Linked DNA regions of Homo sapiens: region 2 is linked to region 1. A link is a contact called in ENCODE Hi-C data. All regions are on one chromosome and are shown on one strand. Each heading gives the region's core, a stretch centred on a gene start or an enhancer-like site at or near the end of the contact. The rest is flanking DNA. Distances are from core to core; before and after follow the strand shown. Region 1 holds the start of CHSY3 (chondroitin sulfate synthase 3). Region 2 has its middle 420 kb from the start of CHSY3-AS1.

Evidence for each region. Hi-C counts contacts between places; a loop is a spot of excess contacts on that map. Pooled maps may share reads with other maps.
Region 2: a loop to region 1 is called in a map of endothelial cell of umbilical vein, with 4 times the contacts of the local background. The contact joins the enhancer-like site here to the promoter of CHSY3 in region 1. A Hi-C loop is called at or near these places in 1 of 168 maps with a recorded cell type or tissue (endothelial cell of umbilical vein), 5 of 37 single-sample maps with no recorded cell type and 1 of 50 pooled maps.

Annotation. Positions count from the first base shown.
Region 1 is chr5:129,902,085-129,907,015 of GRCh38, reverse strand. It overlaps CHSY3 (chondroitin sulfate synthase 3), which reads right to left and starts at 2,551. Exons shown (of 3, transcript NM_175856.5): 1 at 1,385-2,551. The coding sequence starts at 2,186. It overlaps CHSY3-AS1 (CHSY3 antisense RNA 1), which reads left to right and starts at 1,089. Exons shown (of 3, transcript XR_002956248.2): 1 at 1,089-1,174. RefSeq lists a silencer at 2,184-2,393.
Region 2 is chr5:130,322,253-130,327,183 of GRCh38, reverse strand. No RefSeq gene overlaps it. Among named protein-coding and RNA genes, the nearest start is that of CHSY3-AS1, 420 kb to the right of the region's middle. Within about 2 kb of position 3,008, at least 3 of the 41 ENCODE cell types and tissues checked have a DNase peak (open chromatin) inside an H3K27ac peak, as active enhancers do; they include endothelial cell of umbilical vein, where a contact is called at or near this core.

The sequences.
Region 1 (4,931 bases), core at 1,302-3,801:
TGAGACCATTCTTTATTTTTATATCCAATTATCAGTATTTTCTATTCCAACCTGCTCTAGAGTGACTTCCCTCCTTCCAATCCAAAGCCAAGAAATCTCTAGTTATTATGATTACACTAATTCCTTGTGCCAAAATGCAACAGTTTGGGTTTATTGTTTGGCTTTTTGTTCGTTTTTCTTGCATTATGTGAAAAGTACTATCCGAATCAGGAGGAAGCAATGAGGCTACGAGTAGAAAGGCATAAAATAAGGAAGGGCTGCCCCCCTTTGACCGGGAAGCAAGGAAATGTGGAAAACACAGAGAAACCTCATTCGGTACAACCCTGCTGCTTCCCTTGCGTTGCTCCCCATCTCAGCAACTGGCTGGACTGGAAAGATTCACTTCTCTGACCTAAAGAACTTTGATCCGCTGAGTTTAGAAATTCTCTGTCCAGAGCCGCCCACATTCCGGGAAAAAGACCGCGCCTCTTTTAAACTGACAAAAAAAGTTTTTTCTTGCTGTGGCTGCCTGTGGTTCTGGGAAGGACTTCCAGCCTCTGCTTATCACCGCGGCCAACAAAATGCACTGGAAAGGAACCAATACTAGTGTGTGCTAGTACAGTCTGCTGTTCCCAGGGGTCTGGCTTATTAGCGGGTGCTTTCCTCTTTTCCCCCACCACCAATTCCTTACAACATGCCCATCCTCTCAGGGTTTTATTGAGGTGTGGCGGGGGGATGGGGGACGGCTTGGTGCTGAACTGTAGCGGCTGGAAGGAGCAGCGCGCTGGCACGGTGGGGATGGCCAAGGACTCCCAGTATGTGGAGAGTTGAGCCAAAGGGAAGGGAACACATAGGAAAGGGTCCGGGACAGCGAAGACGATTCCTCAATCTGAGCAGTTCCAAAAGTGCGCTAGATCCAGTTTAAACAAAAGAGCAAGATCCAAAGCCAGAACACTGGATCTCCAGACTAGTTGTAGCTAGCATCCTCCGTCTTCCCTTCCTGAAGACCACGCCCCTCTGGACCGATTGGGGAAACTACCATCAGCAGGGGCTTTCAGAGGAGGGCAGAGTGGGAATGGCCTTTGGTTTAGCTCTAAGGTTCCTTTTCTAACCTCTCCGACGAGGTAAAGACTAAGGGACAAGCGCGAGGCGGCACCGAAAACAGCAAGTGAGGAAGGCGAATAAAGCCAGGCAGGTGTGAGGAGGGTCCAGATTGCAGAAGACGAGGAACGGGCTACGAATTGTGGGCGGATGCAAGGGGTGGGGAGGGCGGGCCAGGGCCTGTGGGAGCCCGAAGCACGTGCTGGCAGAGAAGCAGCGGAGGGGCTGGGCAGGGGCTAGGACCGGTTACAGAGAAAGGAGTCGGGGAGACTGGCAGGCTGGAAAGCCGGCGCAGGGAGGTCACCTTTGATGTAGACATCGTCGTCGGCGCGCATGAACCACTCATACTTGTCCAGGTAGTGGTCGTGCATGTACTTGATCATCATGAAGGACTTTTTCTGGGGAGGATAGGAGTCGTCCACACCCGGTAGCGCGATGACAGGCAGGGGTGGCGGGGGCTGGCCGGCGTTGGGGGGCTGCTGGCTGGAAAAGAACTCCACGCGGCCCGGGATGAAACGCGCCCAGGTCCGCTGCGCGGCCAGCGCGCGGCTGCCCAGGTACTTCTGCGCGGTCATCACCCCCACGTACAGGAAGTCCCGGGGTCGGGCGCTCGGGGCGGCAGCGCCCCCGTCCCCGCTGCCGTTGTGGCTACTCCCCGGCCGGCCGTCTCTCCGCTGCCCAGCCGCGCCCCCGTCCTCCTCCTCGGGCTCCCCCTCGGCCGCTGGAGCACCGGGAAGCCCCGTCGCGCCCTCAGGCTCGCGTCCTCGCCGCCGCTGCTGCAGCGGAGGTGGCTGCTGCCAGGGGCTGCTTCGAAAACTGGTGATCCCGGGTGCTGCCTCGGGCAGCGGTGGCCCCTGGAGATCCTGGCGCGCGGGGGGCGGCGACTGCTCCTGCCGTGGTCGGGACTGGGGCTGGGGGAGCGGCTGCTGAGCGCCGGCGCGGGGGCCAGCAGCAGAGCGACCGTAGTAGGAGCAGAGGCTGGAGCCACGTCTCTTCCTCTCGCTCAGCTCCGCCACCCTGGGGGCGATGAGCCAGGACGCGGCGGTGAAGCCCAGCACCAGCCCTAATGCCACGCTCATCCACGGGCGGCGAGAGCGCACAGCCATCGCGGCTGTCCCGGGCGCGGACGCTCGCTGGGCTGTCGCGGCGCGGCACGCGGTTTCCCCGGCTCACACCCGCCCCTCCTCCGCCTTTGCGCCCCCAGCCGCGGCCGCAGCCGGCCGCCTAGGCGCCGACACCGGCTGGAGGTCGAAGCGCCGCGGACGCCTCGACTGCCGCGGGCTGCAGCTGCCTGCCGGGCTCCCGCTCAGCTCTGGGCCGGGGCTCCGAGCAAGGGTCGGGAGTGAAACTTCTCCCGGCGGCGGCGGTGGCGGCAGCGGCGGCAGCAGCGGCAGCTGGAGGAGCTGCAGGAGGAGGAGGAGGAGCAGCGGCGGCGGCAACGCGTCCGCTCCTAGGCTGCCACCCTGTCAGTGGCGCGCCTGGGCCCTCCCTCCTCCCTCCTTCCCGAGCCCCCGCCCTCACTCCCGCCTCCCGCTCCCCCCGCCGCCGGGCTCCGAGCTGGCCCGGAGGAGGAGCCGCAGGCGGCACCGCTGCCAGCCGGAGAGAAGCGCGGGCCGCGGTATTTCCCCGTCACCCGCCCTTGGACGCCCCCCGTCCGCGCCTCAGTCCAGAGCCGGCCTCCTCTCCGGAAGGAAACGATCCCTGTCGGGCCGCCTCCGGCTTGCAGCGCCGACGCCCCCTCTTCCCTCCTCCCCCAGCTCTTGCTCTTCGTCCCATTTCCCGTCCCGTCCCGCCCCTCCGCTGGCCTCCCGACACTCGTGTCTGGGGGCTCTACTGGCCTCCTCCCGGCGCCTAGGCTCCGCTGACCTCATCGGCGGAGCTCGGGTCCGGGAGCCCCCAGCAAGTTCGTTGCTGTCCCACCGTGCTCTCCTCCCCCGGCCCACAGCCGGGTACGTCCTGGCGTGACCCTTACCACTCTGCCCCGCCCCAGGTCCGCCAGGGCGCCACTCTTCGCGTTTTCCGTCCTTTCCACGTTGTTCTTACCGCTGCCACTCCGCGCCTTCTCTCTCTAGTCGGTCACTTGTCAGGAAACCAAACGTCCCATCCCAGCACCTCTCCTCCCAGCCTAACTTCCCTCCTACCTGCATCGTCCACCAGCTCTCCTCAGTCCTTCACAGAAGCACCATTGTCGTTAGGGTCTCTCCTAAGAAAATCTCTGAGGGATTGGAAATACTTATCCTGAAAGGCTAAGGGAGTTGGTGGTGTGTGGGGGTTCAATCCCCAAAGAACGTAAAAATCCCATGTCCTCCACCTGTTGAGTTGGAAAATGTGGGGCTGCCTAATGGTCTCCCCCTCGGCTCTCCTGATGATATCTGTTCAAGAAATGAGAACTATGGTCTATTTTCAGTCTTGGTAGAAGATTGGCTCAGTGGGACTGGCAAATAGTGGAGAAATGGGCACACATTCACAGGGCCAATACCCTGAAGATCCAAACGAAAGAAATTCTTACCCCCACAAAATAAGTGAACTTAATCAAAAAATAAAATGGAGGATATGATTTTTATTCTTGCCTATGAACCGTTTTATTTTCTAAGGCAAAGACAGGAAAATTTTACCTCTCCAATGAGGGAGGAAAATTGTCCAGCAACAGAATCTCAAAAAAAGTTAAGCTGTATTGGCCAAAATCATTGTGCCTTAGTTACGTTAGGAAGAAATTACCTGAAGGTATATGATTTTTGAAGAAGGGAGCATTAACAAATTTCTCTCTAAAGGTTGTGCATAAAGCTATAGTCTGGGGTGCATTTGGCATCCCAAGTACTTCCTTCTCTTCAAATTTCAGTCTTCTGTTTTAGACATCAAACGCAAAGGGATGGTATTGAATGGCATTAGACATAATGGCTCGATCCAGCGAGGTGCTGGCAGCGTCCCTGGAACACTAGGCCTGCCTGGAGCCTTTGGAGGAATGGTTCTTTCCACACCGGTCCCTGGCTGTGCATGAGCACGTCTGACTAAATGTTTCATCTGCTGGACAATGAAGCTCCTTTTCCATGTCTAGGTTTTTCCCAGAGACACTTGGGAATACAGATTACTGGGCTCTCTCAAAGTTAAATTTTAGTTAGAATACAAAGCTAGTCAAACAGGCCCCTTCTGATTTTTAAATCGTCAAAGGCATTTTAAAATTTCTAGAATAGTACTATTCAATAGAACTTTCGCTATAATGGAAATTTTTTTTTATTTGTGCTGATAAGACAGTAGCCACATAAAATTATGGAGCATTGAAAGGTGACTAGTGTGATTGAAGAAATGAATTTTCATTTTATTTAATTTTAATTACTTTTTATTTAAATAGCCCCATGTGGCTAGGGGTTACCATGTAGGACAGCACATTTACAGAGGATTTCCTATTGCATATGGTCAACAGTAAAGGACAAATAAGTCCACCTACACACCAGTACCCTCTCCCCTGCAGTATTCAACTGGGCTTTATGGTAATGGATGCCATTCATATTGTTGATCTACAAAATCATTAATTCTCATTGGGCATAAATAACCCAATTCATCAACTGTTTGGAATATTTGGAGAGGAAGTTAATTTCATTCACTTATTCAACAAGTGTATATTAGAGATTAAACATTAGACAAGGTGGAAGGCTCTGGACATGGAGATGTCAACAAACTATTCAGTGCTTCCCATCATGAAGCTTATAGTGCATTGAAGAAGACACATTAAACATCACACTAGGAAATGAATTACAATGGTGATAAATGATATGAATAGAAATACAGAGTACTCTGAGAATATTTATAAGAGCATCTAATTTAGTATGGGAGTCAGGGAAGGCACTAGAAAA
Region 2 (4,931 bases), core at 1,759-4,258, 420 kb before region 1:
TTTTCAACTTAAAAGATTGTGTTGGTGTTTGTCTAATAGCAATAGAAAATAGAAAAAGGCAGGGATGTTGATGGATATACGTTCCCTCTGCCTCCAAGCTTCCGTCTAGTAAAAAAGCACACTTTTTAAACTTTTATTTTAAGTTCAGGGGTACAAGTACAGATTTGTTACATAGGTAACAAATCTGTGTCATGGGGGTATTTTAAGTTCAGGGGTACAAGTACAGATTTGTTACATAGGTAAACTTGTGTCATGGGGGTTTGTTGTAAATATCATGTCCTTTGCAGGGACATGGATGTAGCTGGTGGCCGTTATCCTTAGCAAACTAATGCAGGAGCAGAAGCTCAAATATTGCATGTTCTCACTTATAAGTGGGAGCTAAAAGATGAGAACACATGGACACATAGAGGGGAATGACACACACTGGGGCCTTTTGGAGGGTAGAAGGTAGGAAGGAGGGAGAGGGTCAGGAAAAATAACTAATGGGTCCAAGGCTTAAAACACACATTTTAATGTATGAAATTATACTTGTGTTGTGTAAGAGTTTGCAAAGCACCAGGTGTTTGTAAGAGGCCCGGAGGATCACACATGCTCCCATTCCCCAACCTATTGCCCTGAATCCTAACTTCCAACTTTATTTCTCACAGTGTTTGACATTTTAGATTAACTAATTAATCTAGAAAGATAATCCAACTTGGTCTATAAAAGGGAATTGAATTTTAATCCTGCAAACCTTATGATTATCTAATCTTTGCCAGTCATTGGTTGCAGTTCAGCCACCTTTCCTAAAGATGTATATTTTTCTCTATGTGCTCTCATTTATAACGGCTTAGACTAAACATTTAGCACTTTCCATTTGGATGTTACTGGAAGCTACAAGAGGTAATAAACACATTAACAACATGATGTTTCTCTACCATGCCCATGAAGTGCCACCCTTGGTTGATATATGGTTCAAGACCCAAGGTATAATAGGTTATAGATCTACCAGCTGCTTTGCTATTGCGTTATTGTAAAATGTAAGAGCCATACTTCCCTTCACTCCCTTTTCTATTCTGTCAAATCTACATTTTAGGATTTTTCCATTTGCAGTATTTTTGTTTTAGTTGGCTCTCTGTTCATCACAATTGACAGAACTTCAAGTGAAAATAGATTAAGCAAAAAAATGAGCAATTTATTAGCTTTCATATGTTGGAAATCCAGATGTAGGAAAGGTCTCAAGACTCCGGATACTTAAATGATACCATCAGAATTCTTCTTTCATCCATTAGCTCTGCTTCACTTTATGTGTTGGCCTCATTTCCTCCATTGCTGCTGGGCTTCCCCCAGATGGAAGATAAAAATGGGAATGCCATATTTGTAGACAGCCTTAAGTTTACATGATGTCAGCCCACTGATCTCAGAGTAAAGTGTGCTTCTGTTATCCAGTATTTATATATTAAGCGCCATATAAAAGATCAGCAGCCCTTCTTTTGTAACATTCATCCAACAATACGTTGGCTGCCTGGCCAGGCGCAGGTCAATGACCCTTACCGGGCTTGGTGAAATACAACTGGCATCCTTGTCAGCGAGGGACAACTTTCAAAGGAAATTGTGTTCACTTACTGTTACCAAAACACCAGATGTTCGGTCTAGATCCTGTTTCTTGCTTCACAGAAAGCCTATCACTGAAACAAGTATTGCCAAAGATGAAGCCTTTAATAGAGTGCTGCAGCCAAGAGGCCAGGAGGTCTCAAATCCATCTCCCTGACTGACTAAAATTAGGAGCTGATATAGCAGGGAAGAAATGTAACCATGTGTGGGAAAACAGGAATTAGGGAGGGGTAAAGAAGAGCAGCTGGTCAATGGGAAGCAAGTGGTCAGTTAGGCAAACTTAACAGATAAAGTGTCGGGCATCTGATTGTCCAAATGCAGTGATCTGGTGACTTTCAGCTCCTTGCTACTATTTGGGAGGCCTGATGGCTGGTTTCCTTGGAAAGGAACTCAGATAAGACAAATGCAACTTTCTCAGGTTTTAAAACTAGGAGGGCCAACTTCTATGTTTATTCAAAGAAACCACGAACATCAGCTCTGTGGGACACCTGCTCAGTTTCATTACCAGAAGAACGTGGAAATGATCTTTGGCTGTTGAAAGAGTAAATGCTCATCATGGAAAGAAAAATAAAAAGAAAAGCTCTGAAAGTGACTGAATCAATGACTGACATCATCTGATACAAGCCAGTTATTCCCTTTTGCCTAAGTTCCATCAGGTATAAAATAAAGAAGATAGTCTACTCCTAAACCCCTCACATTTGATAGAAACACAACTGGATGAACTTGAGTATTTACTTGCTTGGAACATCAAGGTTTCTTTGCTTTTCTCTTTCTTTCCCTGATTACAGAAAATTCGTGCTTATAAAGTAATAACAAAATATTAATAAGTCAATGCTTACGTAGTGTTCATTATTTGGCAGGCTGTTCTGAATGCTTAGCATATATTAACTCATTTCGTTCTCACAACACCCTAGGATGTAACTATTATTAGTATCACCATTTAAGAGATGAGAAAAATAAGAGAGATTGGAACATTTTCTACAGTCACATGGTTAGTAAACTGCAGAGCTGGGATTCAGATTCAGGCATCCCATTTGCTGCTGAGTATGATTTCTACCTCTCCTTTCTTTCAGTACATAGTTGAGTCTCACTATAACTTTTCAGGAACACCAGGAACTATAGGCATGATAAAAGAAGGGCTTTGTATGTGTTCTTAATCATGAAACAGTAGATAGTATGATATCCATTTTGATGTAAATTTGAAGAATGTATTTTAATTCCTTTTAAAATCTCTCCACTAGTACAACTGGCTCCTTCAACAGGAAACAGGTGGTCAGTTAGGCAATCATAACAGCTGCATTTCTTATCTGCCAGGTATTCTTAAGATATTGCTCACTTCCCTTTTTTACTTTCACAAGCCATAGCTACTCTGATGTAATTGATCTTTTGAGAGTGTATAAAGTGCTATTTAAAAGTTGCTTAAGTACAGGAAGATTCTATGTCCTATACCCATTCAGTGGAGATGAGAGTTTTTGAGGAGTAACAGTTTCTTTGCTGCTGTCTTATAGGGACACACATTTGGGTACCCACCTTGTACCAGGCACTGTGATAAGGGCTTTGTCATCTTCAATAGGACTTTCTCACCTTCAGTGAGAGGTGTGAAGCTCAGTTATCCATAAACACAGGCTGTTCGGTCTGTAGTCAATTCTATTTTTCAAAGGGATTCTCAAGTCTCCCTTCATCATCATCGCAGAACAATTTTTTTAAAAAAAAATCTGCTCAAGCCTTCTAAGCGGGTCTCAGAAATAGAAAGCAATTTTCTGCTGAATTAACCAAGGTAGTAAATTCAAAGAGGATAGTTTACTATAAAGGCTTATGGGATTGTGAATCAATGTAAACAATTTACTTCTAAAGCCTCTGCCTGGATGGCCATTTAAGGTTGAAATGTGTTTCAATAGTGCCCTGAAAGCTTAAATGAAATTGTCATATAAATACTCCACACTTTGACACATTTCCAATTATTATAATAATTTCACAGCTTTTGAGACTTTTGAAATTATTTGGTTCAATTTAATGTGTAAGGAAAAGACCAATAGGAATTCTTGTTGCTTAAGAAGATTAACACAATCTTTGACAGAGTTGTTTCTATCATAAAATACTACAAGTATTTGAGCACCTAGTATCACAAAAGCTACCTATGATTTTTACATTTTCAAACGAAGAGGAGAAATTATGTTTTTACCAAAGGTCCATATTTTCATTGTGAAACAATATTAAAGGAGAACACATGTTAGAATGAATTGTTATAATTATTTTTTCTGTGCCTTGGGTGGGAGTGTATTAATTATATCAAATTACTACCTAAATAAAAAAGAATGAAAATAATGGTTTGTAGAGAGCAGAGCTAGACATTGAGAGCAGAACTAGAAATTAAGATTATTAGAAAACAACTGTCGTTTTCCCATCTAACCTTAGGAAACCACATTTTATATGGGAAAGTGAAAAAACACAGAAAACCTAATAGCATTATTCTACATTTCTTTCTACTAACTTACTCTAATATTGTCCTAAAGGCATGCATGAACTTTTACTATTCTAAAGGATAAATACAAAAAATGAAAAGTTTGGATTCCATTATACAGCATTTTGTATTCCTAGATTTTATATATATATTCCAAATTAAAGAAAACAAAAATATTTGTAGTAATCAATTCTTCAGCAGAACTTAGTGATGGCACCTACATTATAGATTAAAATAAAATTATGCATACAAAATTATACAAATCTGTTCACTTAATGCTTGAAGTAAGTAGGAGGAAATTACTGCATGTGATTTTTAGAAAGTGTTGTTGAGTACATCAGAAGAAGTTAAATTAATAACCCTTAAAATCTTTGCTTGGTATCAGCAGCCATTCACAAGAGTAATATATAGGAGCTATAAGTAGGGGTTTAACCAACCTGTAGAAATGTCTTTTACTCTATAACTTAACAGTTCTGCCAGAGTTTTACTTAACTAGAATTATACCAAAATAATACCTGTTATTTTGAGGACACATTTACAAAATAATAAAGAATACTTTACACTGCTACCAAAACAACATTATGAAGCCTGAAGAGAGCATGTCAGGAAGACAGAATGCATAATTTTTCTCACATACTACAGCCAAAAGCCTACAAATGGTGTTCATTGTTGGTTCAATAATACATTCTAACATTCTCGCATCTTGTGATGTCATGTTTTTAATCTTTAGATACTGATTCCATAGATTAAAATCTACAATCTTATCTAATTTGGAACCAACAAATTCTCTGATTGGGTGTATCTGAAACACTATCTTGAAAATGAGCTTGGCCCTAAGGAATTATCATTTTTTCTTAACAAATGGACTATGATGCTT